Regions from separate parts of the Homo sapiens genome. Here region 1 is linked to region 2. Evidence: chromatin loops called from intact Hi-C (ENCODE). Cell type or tissue: CD4-positive, alpha-beta T cell. All regions are shown on one strand. Region 1 has its middle 54 kb from the start of LINC02695. Region 2 overlaps PICALM (phosphatidylinositol binding clathrin assembly protein).

Evidence for each region. Hi-C counts contacts between places; a loop is a spot of excess contacts. Peaks named below come from ENCODE experiments on the same cell type or tissue, not always from the same donor. Only the 100,000 strongest peaks of a DNase experiment are listed, where the experiment ranks them.
Region 1: it touches region 2 in a loop (1.8-fold over the local background); 7 of 110 quality-filtered maps call a loop at or near these places.

The regions. Positions count from the first base shown.
Region 1 is chr11:86,135,929-86,143,928 of GRCh38, reverse strand. No RefSeq gene overlaps it. Among named protein-coding and RNA genes, the nearest start is that of LINC02695, 54 kb to the left of the region's middle. RefSeq lists a cis regulatory region at 1-336. In CD4-positive, alpha-beta T cell, no CTCF peak of the experiment used is centred here; DNase peaks (open chromatin) are centred at 98, 2,088 and 4,808; H3K27ac peaks cover 1,327 bases.
Region 2 is chr11:86,039,050-86,047,049 of GRCh38, reverse strand. The region is part of intron 1 of PICALM (phosphatidylinositol binding clathrin assembly protein); the gene reads left to right. LOC124902730 (a long non-coding RNA gene) reads left to right here. Exons shown (of 2, transcript XR_007062822.1): 1 at 1-4,288; 2 at 4,522-4,661. Among named protein-coding and RNA genes, the nearest start is that of PICALM, 26 kb to the left of the region's middle. In CD4-positive, alpha-beta T cell, CTCF peaks have their summits at 4,736 and 4,940 (motif pointing left); a DNase peak (open chromatin) is centred at 4,949; H3K27ac peaks cover 605 bases.

The sequences.
Region 1 (8,000 bases), 97 kb before region 2:
CCAGATATACAACTCTGCTGTACCAGTAAATGCGAAGTGCTTCCTGCTAAACATTTGCCACTCTTCTGACACAGATAGTGATATCCTGTGGTCACTTCCCTCCCCTGGTCATATGTTAGGTAGTGGTTTCATGCACACTCCACCCAAGATGGTGGATTATCTGACAGTAACAGAGAAACAGGAAGAACAGTGGTTTCAACTGAAATAAGAGGTGATTTATTTTTCAGTAAATAACTTCCATTCCCATCAGTTCCCTGACCAAACAATGTGCAAGCTGTAATGTGAAATGATAAGGAAGCCAAGGCACAGCTTTTGGAAAAGCTGAAAGCCTCTTTAATATTGGATGCAAATTCTGTCAACTGTAGCATGCCGAATAAGATGGTGGCCGAAGAGAACTGTGGTCAGGATAATGACTATAGCAGACAGTGGAAGGAGGAAAGGCGCCTGGCACCATGCCTGTAAGTGCAACTGCACTTCCCTCAATAAAACTGCTGCTTTGCCCTAAAATCTCACATTTGGTTTGACCAAGGTAGGAAAAGTGATCCAGATTAGAATAGTCGCTCAGTAGAAGCTAACCCAGGTCATTTATTATAAAACTCCTTGATTTATGGGAAATACGGAGTTTCTAGTAGGAAAAAATGAGGCCATAGTTGATACCATGGTTGTTAGTCATTAGAAATACCACTATGGACTTTCTTAGGTTTCCAAAAGTATTATTCTCACAGGGAAATTGTAACATCTAAAGGCTGTATTGGCATTAATATGGTCGTATCTAAGTTCATCATGATGACCATCATAATGGTACCATTTTTGAGCTTTCAGCTTAGGTCATGGAGATTTGCTTCTGAAGACCCCCACCTTTGGTTAAAACTGTACAAGCCCTGGAGAGGGGCTTATGTTCAGGATCTAGGCTAAAATCTCCGTAAGGTTAGAGACCTTTTCTATCTTCCTCAGAATGGTGTCACACACGGAGCTCAGCACAGTGTGCAGTGTAGGATGAGTGTTCAATCAATACTTGTTCAGTATTTGATTCAACATTCATTATCTCTTTTAATCAAAGCCACCCTGAAAGCTCAATATTATTAGCTCTAGTTTGCCTGCTTGTTTCAATGGTACATACAGAGTTACACAAGTGATGGGGTATTGTAGAGGTGAGAGAAGGATGCTCTATAGTGGCATGATCTCTGAACTTAATGTGGGAGAATCAAGGAAAATATTGTTTACGTGAAGTTCCTTCCACAGAGTTGGGCAGGGGAGGGTGGCTCTGTTGGCCATTTGACTAGAGAATGAGCTCAAAACCATGTTCAAGGGGAGAGGGAGCATCAAGGGGAGATGTTTGGAGAATACTTGGGCACTGTAACAACCATCCTCACATAGCCAGGGCCCACTCAGAATGGAAGAGACTGTCTTGTCCTGTATAGGCCCAAAGGGCAGAACGCAATACAAGTTTTAGGGAAAGTGATTTTGGCTTCACACAGGGAAGAACATTTAACCCTTGCTGCTGTTCAGAAATAGAATAGATCACCTTGGAGGCAGTAAATCCTCTGTCATTGTGGGTGTCCAAGGAGGAATCACATGATCACTTGAGAGGGATATTGGGAAAGAGATTTAAACATTGACTAAGAGGAGAAAGGCATTGGGTTAAATGAGTATCTCCTTTGTGTCTCCTGTATTCTATGATTCTATAATCCTTTATTTGAAATTTGTGAATATGGCATTAAAAAATGAATGTATTTAAAAGGAAACTAAGTAGTAGGTTACGTCCAATTGTGTGAGTCTACAAAATCCCCTAGGACAGAATCTCCATCTGTGTGACAGAGCACTGGGTTCCTAGAACCCATGCTGATGCCTGGCACATGGCACACCTTCATTAACATGTGTTAAATGAATCAGTGGAATTCTGGATATGCTAAGGACTTATGCTGTGAGCTCCTCCTTCCCAAGATGTCATGGAGTGAGATAGGAATGAAAACTGAACCCAGATCAACCTTCCTGTTCCCCTTTCCTATGTACAGAAGTTTGGTCTAGAGGGAAATAGTTGCACTTACTTGTGGCTTAAATGTTTGACTCACATAGTTTCTTCCTCTGGAGAAATGCCTCAATGTGTGTATTTTCTGTTGGCCCCACAGCTTAGAAGCTGTTGTGAGTAAACCACACAGAAGCCAACTTGTGGATTGCTAGGATGAGAGGTCCGGCAGGGGCCTGAGGGATGCCCTACTCTGTGATATGCCGGAGCAAAGGGACATAAAATAACAGGCAGAAAACCATAATCCAATATGGGAAGTCACCCCAGAGGTGACCCTGGAGAAACCCCAGAGATAAGTGTATCTAGCAGTGTGACTGGCATCTCTTAAGGGCTCAATACAGCATATTGAACAAATGAACAAATCCAGAAGGAGTGCTGGACTAGGAATCAGGAAGCCTGCACTCCCCTCTGGATCTATGTGTCACTGACTGTCTGTGTGACCTTATGCTCTCTTGCTGTTATTTGGGACTACCAGGCATTTAAACAATTGTCATATTTGGGGGATACCAGTTATAGAGACAGAAGAGCATATTTGTCTCAACTAGTTGGAAATGGGAAGTGGGTGGCTTCAAGGGCCACTTTTACAAAGTAGAGTAAGTAGGATTGTGTGTATACTTGGATGAGACATGTGAAGAAAGGAAGGTGGTCCAAAGCAACTCCTAGATTTCTGACTTGGGCAGCTGGTGGATGGCGACAATGTTTACTGGGATGGGAGCAAGCAAGTAGCCACGGGTTTGAGAGGAATCTGATGATGGGCACCTTGTACTCCCAAAGCCCACATATTCAGAAAGACTCTGGCCCTTTGGCTCTTTCCCTACCTCTGTGACTCTGAAAATAGGCCCTCTGCATGAGAGGGATGGGCCACTGCAAGGCAGGCAGCTCCAAACGTGATGGAGCCTCAGGTTATGCTTCCTGGTGCTGGAGTGCTTCATGGGGCTGGAGTAACTCGGCCCTAATTCCCTCATCCATCTTTTTTCTTATTGCTAAAGCAGTTCCAGAAGGCAAATATGGAGATCTGGGACCCACAAGCCTAAAATGATAAAGAAAAGAAGAGAACCAGGGGTGGCGTCAAGATTAGAAGCTGGTTTGCTGCCAGAGCTTTGCTTCCTTTAATGCACTCGCCCACACTCTCCCTGTTTTTCAAAGACCAACTGCAGGCTTGACTCCTGCAGCCATGTCGGTGCCACTAGGCCTTGGTGCCGAATAAATAAAACTAGAGGGAAAAAATACAGTTGTCTGAGGACTGGGGATGGCTGGGAGCATCCAGCTTAGTGTCAAACTGAGGAAATGGTAGGATGGGAATCGATATGTAATCGAGAGAACAGATCTCCCGTGGACACAGACACCACCCTGATCTGAGCCTCATTTCAGTACTGCAGGCCTGGGTAGAGTCAGCTGACCCCAAAAGCACTGTGCTGGAGAATAGAGAATGACTGTCATTCTATGATGCCTTCTGAATATCGCTGCATAGACAGCATGCACTCTTTATAACAGCAGAAAGAGACATAAAAGAGACAAGGGTGGGGAGAGCAAATGTAAAAATATGAGAAATTATGCCCCTCGTCTTTAATTTTTATTATTATTATTTTTTTGAGACAGAGTCTTGCTCTGTTGCCCAGGCAGTAGTGCAGTGGCATGATTATGGCTCACTGCAGCCTCAAACTCCTGGGCTCCAAAGATCCTCCTGCTTCAGCTTTCTACATAGCTAGGACTACAAGCGTGTGCTACCACACCCAGTTAAATTTTTTTTTGTTTTTCCATTTTTTGTAGAGACGAGGTCTCACTACATTCCCCAGGCTGGTTTTGAACTTCTGGCCTCAAGCGATCCTCCTTGGCCTTTTAAAGCACTGGGATTACAGGCATGAGTGACCACACCAGGCCTTTTTTTTGAGACAAGGTGTGGCTCTGTTGCCCAGGCTGGAGTGCAGTGGTGCGATCTCGGCTCACTGCAACCTCCGCCTCCTGGGTTCAAACCATCCTCCCACCTCAGCCTCCCAAGTAGCTGGGATTATAGGCATACACCACCATGCCTGGCTAATTTTTGTATTTTTGATAGAGATAGGGTTTTCCCATGTTGCCCAGGCTGCTCTCCAACTCCTGGGCTCAAGTGATCCTCCTGCCTTGGCCTCCCCAAGTGCTGGGATTACAGGCATGAGCCACTGTATCCAGCCCTCCGGCCTTCATTTTTAAAAAGAATAAGTTTTATTTTTCTTTCTAATTACAAAAACAACATATACTCATGGTAGACAATCTAAGAAATACAGAGACCTAAAATAAATAATCAACTGTAATCCCACTAACCACTGTTGCTATTTGATGAATATTTGAATATTTACTGAATGCTGACTGTCTGAGGCACTCTAACAATCCTAAGGCTCAGGTAGTAAAATTATTCCCCTTTAATTAATGAAAGAACTGAGATTCAGCGAGGTTAAGATTTGCCTAAAAACACACAGCTGATACGTGGTAAAGCCTGGATTTGAACCTGGTTCTGTATCCCAATTTTCTCACAATATTTTATTTGTCTTGATCTACCAAGATTTGTCTTGGTATTTGTCTTGATACCAGAGATGATGGTACATCATCAAACAATCCCAATTTTCAAATGGGAAATACTTCAAAGCAAAAAGATACTGCATGAAGATGTTTCAAAAATGCGTTTTGTCTTTCAGGTCTTGTCACAGTTATTGCAATTTTGTAAGATCATTCATTGCGAAAGTGGTGTTTTGATTCTTTGCCCTTTCCGGCAACAAAAACAGAAAGCGACTTCCCTTCTATCATTTGGCCTGAGGCTTCTTTCTGCTTCTGCCCAAGGCAGACTGTGGTTAGCACTCAGTGCTTAACCTCTTCCTCCTGCATGTCCCTCTGAAGTAATACATTTTTGTTTTGACACTTTGGATATACTGGACCCTAAAAATCAAGCCAATAAGGAGCAGCCCAGAAAGGAAGAGAGTGCCATAGTCTCACCTGTGTTTTAGGGAGGTTAGTTTTGTAGCCGTGCAAGGGCTGGCTTGATTAGGAGATCTTAGACTCAGAGAAATTGGTTATCACTTTTAAAAAATGAACAAATGACATGGGTAACAACCTTACCCCATTCATAAGCTTCACCATCTCTCACCACATCTCTGTGTCCAGCCCCATTCCTGAATTCCTCATCTGACCCTCATTTCATCCTGACATTAAGGAGATTATCTACACAGATTATTTGATGATTTTTTAAAAGCTGAAAATTTAATAATTTATTCTTTACAGTAATGAATTAAGTCTGAACACTGAAATATCACTGGCACTAAAACTACCTCAGTAAAACATCATGTACCCAATACCCAATCCTGACTACCCAGTTTTGTTCCCCAGCCAGTCTAGCCCTGACAGTTTTAGACACTTCCTGCACATTCTCCACCATTAACCAGCTCTAGCTCCTCCTGGTAACTCTACAGTGGCTCTCAAGATAGAATTGTCATTAAATGTGGAAACTTTGGTTATCTTTATTTTTATAATTATTTATTGATTGATTTATTTTTTGAGACAGAATCTCACTCTTGTCATCCAGTCTAGAGTGCAGTGGCACAATCTTGGCTCACTGCAACGTCTATCTCTGGGTTCAAGCAATTCTCCTGCCTCAGCCTCCCCAGTAGCTGGGTTTACAGGCATGTGCCACCATGCCTGGCTAATTTTGTATTTTTAGTAGAGATGGGGTTTCACCATGTTGGTCAGGCTGGTCTCAAACTTCTGACTTCAGGTGATCCACCCGCCTCGGCTTCCCAAATTGCTAGGGTTACAGGCCTGAGCCACTGCATCTAGCCAGAGATCAATTTTTAAAAATTCTGCATATGAGTGAGAACGTGTTGTGTTTGTCTTTCTATGTCTGGCTTACTTCACTTAACATGTTTTCCAGATTCATCCATGTTGTTGCAAATGGCAGGATTTCGTTATTTCTTACGGCTGAATAGTATTCCATTGTGGTATATATATACATATATATATATCACATTTTCTTTATCCATATTCATCCATTGTTGAACACTTAGATTGATTCCATATCTTGGCAATTGTCAATAATGCTGTAGTAAACATGGGAGTGCAGATATCTCTTCAATTTACTGATTTCATTTCCTTTGTATATATACCTAGTAGTGACATTGTTGGATCACATGGTAGTTCTATGCTTAATTTTTTGAGGAACTTTAATACTGTTTTCCATAATGGCTGTGCTAATTTAAGCAGTGGTAACTTCGGAACCAAGCTGTCTGAATTCAAATCCCACCTTTACCAGTTTGCATGTGACTTTGGGCAAGTTAATTACCCCATGCCTCAGTTTCCTTGTTTACAAAATGGAGAAATAGTATCTATTTTATAAGGTTGTTGTGAGATCAAATACTTGTAAAGCTATTGCTTGTAAAGCTCTTAGAATATGGCCTGGCATATTGTAAGCACAGTGTAAATGTTAGCTATAAAGACAAATGGAGTCATCTGTCCATCTTGTCATCTCAAGGGTCAGTGGTCAAGATATATTTCTTAAAAATTATTTTAAATTTTAATGGTTTTCCTATTTTATTTATCGGCATTGCAGAGTAATTTTGTTGCACATGCACAGTAGTTTGTTTACAAATTATACATCAAATAGATTTGTATGGGCTTGTCTAGAAATCTTAACCATTTATAACATTGTGTGTCATATACATATCTCTATCTATCTAAATTTATATTTGTATGCACACACACAAAACACTTTTTGCAGTAGATTTTTGGACACAGATTTTATGAACTATATCCAGCTTATTTTATAAATTTATTTTTCTTCTATGTATTTTTCATTTTCCAGAGGTTGGGCTCACAAAGCATTGTCAAGACTTGAGGTGGCCTTGAATAGCATGCTAGAATTTTGTATTTTATTCCCTGCGTTATAAGGATATGCCCAGAAAGGAAGAGAGGGCCATAGTGTAACCTGTGTTTTAGGGAGGTTAGTTTTGTAGCAGTGCAAAGGCTGGCTTGATAATGAGGTCTTGGAGTCAGAGAGATTAGTTAAAAGGCAGTTAGAATAACTCAGTCTGAGAACCTCAATTAATGTGCTGGACAAGAGGGAATACATGTAAGAATAATCTGGGGATAGAATCAAGAGGACTCAAGAGTGCAGTGGTGAAATGGTGGAGAGAATTCCAAAGGCTTTCAGTTTCGGTTGATGAGAGGCCGGTGAAACCATTAGGAAAGACAGCCTTCTCTATTACTTCCTAAATACAGAAGGGATTCAGAATTTTCAAGGAGAGGTAGAGGTAGAGACTGTAGAAGGTCAGAATATAAAGCAAGCCTATTCCTCAGCTTAAAAAACTTGGCATCTGAACCTAAAACTAAACAAAGTTGGAATCTTTTGTTTAAAAAAAAACAGAACATATTTAGTTGATAATGATTTTCACTGATGATTCATTTGACCATGATAATTAAACACATTAAATGTTACATTCCAGGCAGTATCAGGTAGATGCTAAGTTGTGAAGCAACACACTTTTTCATCCCTGCAGATCTGAAAGTTTACCTTTTCCAATACAGTAGCCAGAGCTCTGGAAAGAAACAAACAAGGCCACAAGTGCCCCAACTACATCCTTTTCAAGATGCGAATGCTTTCCACCTCCATCCAAGACTCTCAGAGCCTGTGTGTTCAGTGGGCAAAGAACGAGACAACAAGATGCCTTGGTCCAAGACTGCATGGGCAGTTAACTGTGCAGCAGGGAATGGCTGAGGCCTCCAGCCCGGAAATGGTGTGCTCTTACTAAACCACACTTCTCTCCCACCTCCCTCCCAAAAACTCCAGCTCGCATAGGGAGAGTTTCTGAGAATGAAGCTTTTCTATATTGTATCTGTGGGTTCTCTTACCGTGTTAGCTAAGTCAGAAATCCAGATGCATGACAAATACAGTGGTACTAATGGCGACTAAGGGACAGATATATATATATATATTTTTTTTTTCTTGGCTCAC
Region 2 (8,000 bases):
AATCTTTGCAATAGAGATATTATAATAGAGCATTCCTTGCCTTGGCACAAGGCTGTTGTTAAATTGGAAGACTAAGGATATGAAAGAATTTTGTAATGTATAAAGAAATCTTGGCCAAGCACGGTGGCTCATGCCTGTAATCCCAACACTTTGGGAGGCCAAAGTGGGAGGATCACTTAAGGCCAGGAGTTTGAGACCAGCCTGGGCAACATAGTGAGACCTTGTATCTACAGAAAATTTAAAAATTGGCTGCATGTGCTGGCATGTACCTGTAGTCCCAGCTACTCCAGTCTGGGTGACAGAGTAAGACCCTGTCTTTATTAAGAAAGAAAGAAATCATATGTGCATTATAAAGATTTTGCCACTCTTAAGATTGAGTGCAAGGATCTATGGTAACACTTCCCAGTTGATGAAGAAATTGGGCATTAGATAATGAAGGTTTTGCAGCAGTAATTGAGTTTGAGCTATTTTCATGACAGTGTATTGGAAAGGTGATAGAGGAGTTGTCTCCTAAAATGAGGGAAAACATCAATACAAAATGATGGTAAGAAAGAAATGAAAATATTTGTAATGATGCTTTAAAGCTTTAGGGTACTTTTAAAATACCCTAAATATATCACCTTACTAAGCCAAGATGTTGTGAAAATTAAGTATTAGTCCTATTTTTTAAATGTTGAAATGGAAACTGAGTGACTAATTAACATGCCTGAAATCACAATGGTGAATCATGAATCTCGAATTTGATTCTAGATTTTTTTTGCTCATTCTGATGTGTTGGTTAGTCTTGTTATAGTACAGTTGTAGCACATGGAAATGGATGGGACCATGCATGGAAGCCAGAGAGTCTAGAGCAGAACTTCAGTGATGGCAAATTAAAATCTTCATTATCAGTATTTGAAGCAGATATTGAAAATGAATAGCTCTTAGGACAGACTATCAAATAAATGTGAGCCAGAAGATTTTTAATGGGAGAAATTAACTTTAATGAAATATCTTGTAGAAAGAGTTAAAAACAAGATACCTGCCAATCCCAGTCACTCTGGAGAGTATCTAATGTAGCAATGAAAGTAAAAACTAGTTAACATTCTCCAGTGTTTGTCAAGTTTAGGAAGAGATTAACTTGAAAAGCTGTGGTTGGGTAGAAGGTTTATTTGAAGATCGTTTGGCATCATAGCAAAAAAAAGTTGGTGAAAGATTGGTACTGTAGAATGATGGGAGAAAGATGATTAAATTTCCCTTCCTACTTGTCTAGACCACTTAAAATGTATATTACTTTCTCACACAAGCCAGGATAAAGATACACTCTTTAAGAAATTTAGGAGACTCTTCATATATCCATTCATAGATAGAATGTGGTTTTGAAAATAAATGGGATATTGTATAAATATAGATCTATATAAAATTTTATAATTCCTTTTAAGAAAGACATTTGTCAGGAAGTAAAATTGTCAGACTTTTTAGTGCTGAGAAATAGGAAATAGGTGAATGTGGGTTATATGGAGTCTTTTTTTTTTTTTTTTTTTTTTTTTTGAATTTCAAGACAGGGTCTCACTATGTTGCCTAGGCTGGAGTTCAGTGGCTATTCACAGTTGTCATCATTGCATACTACAGCCTCAAACTCTTGGGCTGAAGTGATCCACCCACCTCAACCTCCTGAGTGGCTGGGACTACAGGTGCATACCACTGTACCCTTCTAGGAATCTTATAAGAACAGGTGTATGGTTATGAGGTGTATGAGGATAGAGATATTTTTTGTCCTGGTGATTATTTCTTCTTGTAGAATAATCCTGGTGATTTTTCCTTCTTGTAGAAACTTAAAGGCGTAATATTAAACTTATTAGGAAAAATAACTCTGGCTTTATTTTGTAGTGATTTATTAATGGCTTTATTTTATAGTGATATATTAATAATGTATTAAAATTGCTCATATTTTCCACTTAGAGAGTATTATTTCAAAATTTAAAGCCATGTAGATAGGTTATTATTTGGTGCTACATCCGCCATTACTGCAGTTGGTTTCCAGCAGTTTGAAAAATGATTTTTCAGAAATGGCTTTCACTTGTTACTCAGTGGCTTACAGCAACGGTCCCCAACCTTTTTGGCACCAAGGAGTGGTTTCATGGAAGACAGTTTTTCCACAGACTGGCAGGGGGTGTGTGGAGGGATGGTTTCGGGATGAAACTGTTCCACCTCGATCATAGGCATTAGATTCTCATAAGGAGTGCACAGCCTAGATCCCTTGCATGTGCAGTTCACAATAGGGGTCGCGCTCCTATGAGAATCTAATGCCCCTGCTGATCTGATAGGAGGCAGAGCTCAGGCAGTAATGCTTCCTAGCTCACCAGCTACTGTGTGGCCCAGTTCCTAACAGGTCATGAGCCAGTAATGGTCCACGGCCTGGGGGTTGGGAACCCCTGGCTTACAGGGTCTTCACATGCTTACTAGCTACAGTTACGTCACTTAATCGTGTAATAAATGGCTCGTGTAATTTTGAGTCACTTAAAGTGATCAGATTGTTTTAATTGTGAAGCATGTGAATAAATAAATGAGATTTCCACCGTCTGGTACTATATACGTAAAACTAGAGGCTTTGCAAAATTACCAAGAGACGATCCCGTTTGATGTGTCTTTGGTTTGGCACAGGTGGAGCAGACATGTGAGATATAGAATGAATGGGAGGCCTTCACACTTACTCACTATGTGGAAGGTGGTAGTTGATCATGATGGTCAGTTCCATAGGCCTCCAGGCCACTGGTGACACACTACCACTGTTGCCATAATTCTTAAAAGTCATTTTATGTGGGGCTCCTTCCTAGCAACCTCCCTCAAACACATAGCTCCATCCCTTCCAAGAGCTAAGAAATTTTTAGCACTTGCCACCATCTATTTGTTCATTTGTTTACTGATTACATTCCTCCCATTAGTATATAAGCTCCGTGATAATAGAAACTTTGTCCACTATTGTATATTTCTAACTCCTAAGACACTATTGGCGTATTATAGTATGCAGTTAATACTAGAATAAATGGGATTTCTGTTTGTTCTTACTGAGGTTTGCAAAGCTTCATGAAAGTGGAATATAAAGATTCTCGTTGTTCTGTGTGCATTGGGGACATGGAACGGAACTTGTGTTTTCTGAGTGAGGGAGCCTCTGGCAGAGAGTCTAACTGCAATCCATTATTCCCTGTGACTGGGCAGAATTTAAAAATTTTTAAGAGAAGAGATGAAAAATCTTCTGGATTCCTACTTAATTTAGACATGGGTTTGGCTCTTAACGAAAAACTTTAACCTACCTACAGGGAAGGCTTTTTCGCTGTTACCCTTACTTCTGTCTCCTGGATCTTATGAGTGGAGAAATGAGCCTTTGTTTCACTTACAAATCCACAAATATTTATGCTGTCATATGAACACATGTATAAGGCGCTGTGTCACATTGTGGAAGATACAAAGAGACAGGATTCCTGAGAATTTAACAAAGTTAAGAATGAGTGTTATTAATTAAAACAAAAATGGGACATTTAGGTTATAGTTGAGACCATGTTCTTGTTTTTTAAACGTGAGATGTTTTTGGACACAGAGGTGAAAAATTCTAATGTCTCTAACTCCCCCAGAAGACCTTAGATTGATTTTTCTGAGAAGAAATTTGTGAATGATTTGCATAGAGATTTTCTTTGAGGTTAAGAAATTAGATGAGTTTCCCGGGGTGAAAAAAACAGAAGCAGAGATTATTGTTAAAAATGGTCATGGGTAGAGGGGTTAGAGGGCAAAGTAGGCAGAATAGAAGCATGTTTGTGTTTTAAGGAGGCTAAGAACTAGAATATAGCACTCATAAAAGGAAAATGCAAATGCACTGTGAATAGCTGCTACTGGTAGTGTATTAATTTCTTAGCTACATGTAAACTTTTATTAGTGTGCTTATAACTAAGGTGATGTGTAATATGTCATCCAAACTTGGGTCACTTTTAAGAGTGAAAGGGTGTGCTATCTGAATGGGACCCTGGACAACAGGTGTGAACCAGGACTGTTCCAGCAAAACCAGGACGGTTGGTCATTCCTAACTAATAACGTACTTTTCTCCAGACTTAGTCCCAATTCCTTTAACCTCTCCAGAATTATCTATAAATAATTATAGATATTATACCATAAATGTTTTTTCCTTTATAGTACTCTGATCTGCACTTGCAGAGCCTCTCAGTTGTTGGTTTCTTTTTCCCTGTCTTGTTGGAAAGAAAGGAGAATTTTTCTGCCCCCACTCTGGACCCTGCTTGGGTTCACAGCATTGGTGGAGGTAAGTAGTATTCTCAATGTATTGTTAGTTGACTTTCATTTTGCTTAGGAAATGAGGTTTCTGTATTTTTCTGATCCAGTACTAGATTTTTTTTTTTTTTTGAGAGTCCTGATGATATTTAACTGGGCTAACGAACAGTTAGTAAGTTCTTAGCATGTAATACAAAAAAGTGTTTGTAATTTTGGCATTTGTTCTTAAATTACTTGATACTTAATATGTTTTCTTTCCTATAGGTGGGGTTGTCATTGTGAAATTTAAGATCTTCAAAGAAGAGAATGTAATTTATACCATGAATATGTTATTTTTTCATGTTGGAGCACTGTAATACTTTCAGTTTGTTTTCTTATTGTTTAAATAAAATTTTTAATTCTTATATTAAGTGATGAGTTTTTATTCCATTAAGTAGCTTTTTATTGTCTTGTATTTCTGATAAATTTAAAATTGACATAGAAGTAATAAATCTTTGAGATGGTGCTTACCAAAATATGATTTTCCTCATCCCTTACAGTAATCCTTATTTGGAATCTAGGATGGGCCTAAGGTATCTAGGTTTGAAAATCACCACTTTAGAGTACTAGAATGGAATCCTAAACAATCTCAGATTTAAGAATGTGGTTTACAGATGAGCCTGAATGCATCTGTGTTCTTGCCAGGGTCCTGTTGTTCCTCTGTACAGTCTGCCATCTAGTGGTAGGAATGCAGAGTTTACCAGAATGCCAACGGAAAGCTCTAGGTTTACACTTTCTTATATTAAGAAGGCTTACGTAGTAATTTAAAACATTTTGATAATCAGAGGAGGGGGGAGGAACAACTCTTTCATTTGAAAATACAAGTCAGTGGCAGTGAAGTCAGAGTATTCCAAGAGTATATGTTTTTCTATAGAGCATTTTCATGACTTAAACTTTCCACTTTTGTTCTAAGAGTTTTTGTATTTATGACATTAGTGGGTAAAGAGACAAATGAAAGATAATTTTAAGAGACAGTAGATTAGACTGATCTGAAAAATGTGTTTTCAGTGTTGATTAAAATTTTAGAGCAATTACATAATGACTTCATTTAAAACAATTTAGTTTGCACTTTTAAAATTAAAGTTTGAACAGTTCGGTAAATTTGGCTTGGGTTCAGCCATGACTTAAGAGGCTAAATTTCAGACATATATTAATATATAGTATCTTAGGAGTTTGCTTTGTGTACCCAGTTCTATCTGAATTCTTTCTTCTCTACATATTCCCTTTTCAGTTCCTCATCTTTCCTCTGCCACAAATAAAAAGGATGTCAGTCCTTTCTCTGCCAGGAAAATGCCTTTTAAAAAATCTCTTCTGTGTTCCGTTCTTGAAGTAGAGGCTTTTTATTGAGGTAGTTCATAATATCAGTATAGTGGCAGGAGGAGGAATATGGGGTGGTATAAACTTGAAAAAGCAATTATGCTGCTCTCTAGATTGCTAATATATTTTTTTCCAAATTTGCTGCACTGAAGCTTAGACTAAATAGAATATTGTTGCTTTCTACAGATGTCTTCTAAGTTACATTTCATTTACTAGTATTAATTTAATAAATATTTAAGGTGTATCCTGCTAGGTGCTGGCAATTTGAGGATGAAGAAGTCATGGACTGCCTTTAGTGAGCTCTCTCATAGGAGAGACTGATATATGAGCTAGTAATTGTAATGAAGTGTGAAAAGTGCTGTAACTATTGTATGATGAGTTAAGAGAGTATGAAATTGAAACCAGGGAAAATTTGCTTTCCCCTCCAAAACAATTGCCTGGTCTTTTTGCCATCTCTGAATCCTATACATACAGATTACAATCACCATAATGTATTGTGAGGCTGTATCTTTACCCCCAAAGACCTCAGTTTAGTAGGGGAGAAATTTTGCATCTTCTCAGCTTTGTATATCTAAGTATTTGGCATATACTTAGGTGAATCCATTGTTTATTTGAATTGCATCCGGGTCATTTCCAGCAAAAGGGATAGCTCTGAAAGTGTGTGGCTTCATCCTGTGTCTCACTTAAAGCATTTTGGAATATATACACACACTTAAACATATATACACCTATACTGTTTGTACCTGAATGTAAGGTAACCCCAAATATAAAGCAAGCCTGCATTTTCCCAGAGACATTGACAGCCCCTCAAGTTTTATTTATTTAACCTATTTAAATATGTAAATGTTAGGGATATAGATGAAGCAGTCAGCCTCATAATATTGAAACTCACTAGTTAGAATACATATGAAAGATTACTATAAAAAGTAATCTGGCTGAGTGCGGTGGCTCACATCTGTAGTAATCCCAGCACTTTGGGAGGCCGAGGAGAAGGATCCCTTGAGCCCAGGAGTTCCAGACTAGCCTGGGCAACAGAGGGGGAGACCTCGTCTCTATAAAAATAAATCAATAAAATTTTAAAAAGTTATTAGAAAGAGAAGTAATCTGTGATTTTAAAATAGTAGTTTCTTTTCGCCACTCATACATACCTCACCACATGACATTTGACTCATTTTACATTCATGTATATATTGGATATTTTGTGTTTTTTTGGTCATCCACAGCCCCTTTTTTAAAGTTATATAACATCTTTCCTTTTGTGTAAGATCTTTCTAATTTACATTAGAAATTTTTTCACAGACTATCACCATCCATTCTTATAACACTAAGACAGTTTGTTTCTTTCGTTCCTCATGTATATTTCTATATTTCTGATCTCTGCATCTGCAACATAACTTTATTTTGTTGCCTTTTTTTTTTTTTTTTTTTTTTTTGAGACGGCGTCATGCTCTGTCGCCCAGGCTGGAGTGCAATGGCGCGATCTCGGCTCACTGCAAGCTCCGCCACCCGGGTTCATGTCATTCTCCTGCTTCAGCCTCCTGAGTAGCTGGGACTACAGGCTCCCGCCACCATGCCCAGCTAATTTTTTTGTATTTTTAGTAGAGATGGGATTTCACCGTGTTAGCCAGGATGGTCTCGCTCTCCTGACCTCGTGATCTGCCCGCCTCGGCCTCCCAAAATGATTTTGTTGCTTTTTAAAGTTCTGAAGACACCCAACACAATTTTGCAATTATGTGGTATATATTCCCAGGAATACTTACCTCTGTTAAATTTTTTATTTCTTCATAAGCACCTGAAACTAGCATTGTTGGAGGTCTTTTCAGGTTACCTTCTTCAGGAAGAACTTTGTTAAAATAAACAGACCAGATAATGAGATGATTTGTGAAGACTTATGGCAGTTTTTCTATTGAATAGTTTTTAGAGAGGGAAAGTGCTGTCATTTTACCTGGCAATTTTACAAATGGTAGAATTATTTTTACATTTCTGGTGGGGGGAGGATTGCCTTTTAAAATTTATTTTAATTTATTTTTTTTTAGACACAGAGTGTCACTGTGTTTCCCAGGCTGGAGGGCAGTGGTTGTTCACAGGCATGATTATAGTACATTACAGCCTTGAACTCCTGGGATCAAGGGATCCTCCTGTCAGCCTTCCAAGTAGCTGACTACAGGTGCATGTCACCATGTTCCACTCTATTTTTACATTTTCTAATTTTTAAGTGTGGGAATCTTAGTCCATTCATGTTGCTAAGAACACAGTGACAGAAATAGCATATCTAGTTGTGCTAATATACTGATTTTTTTCCTACAGCTGCACTTTTTTTTTTTTTGAGATAGAGTCTCACTCTGTTGCCCAGACAAGAGTGCAGTGGCATGATCTTGGCTCACCAC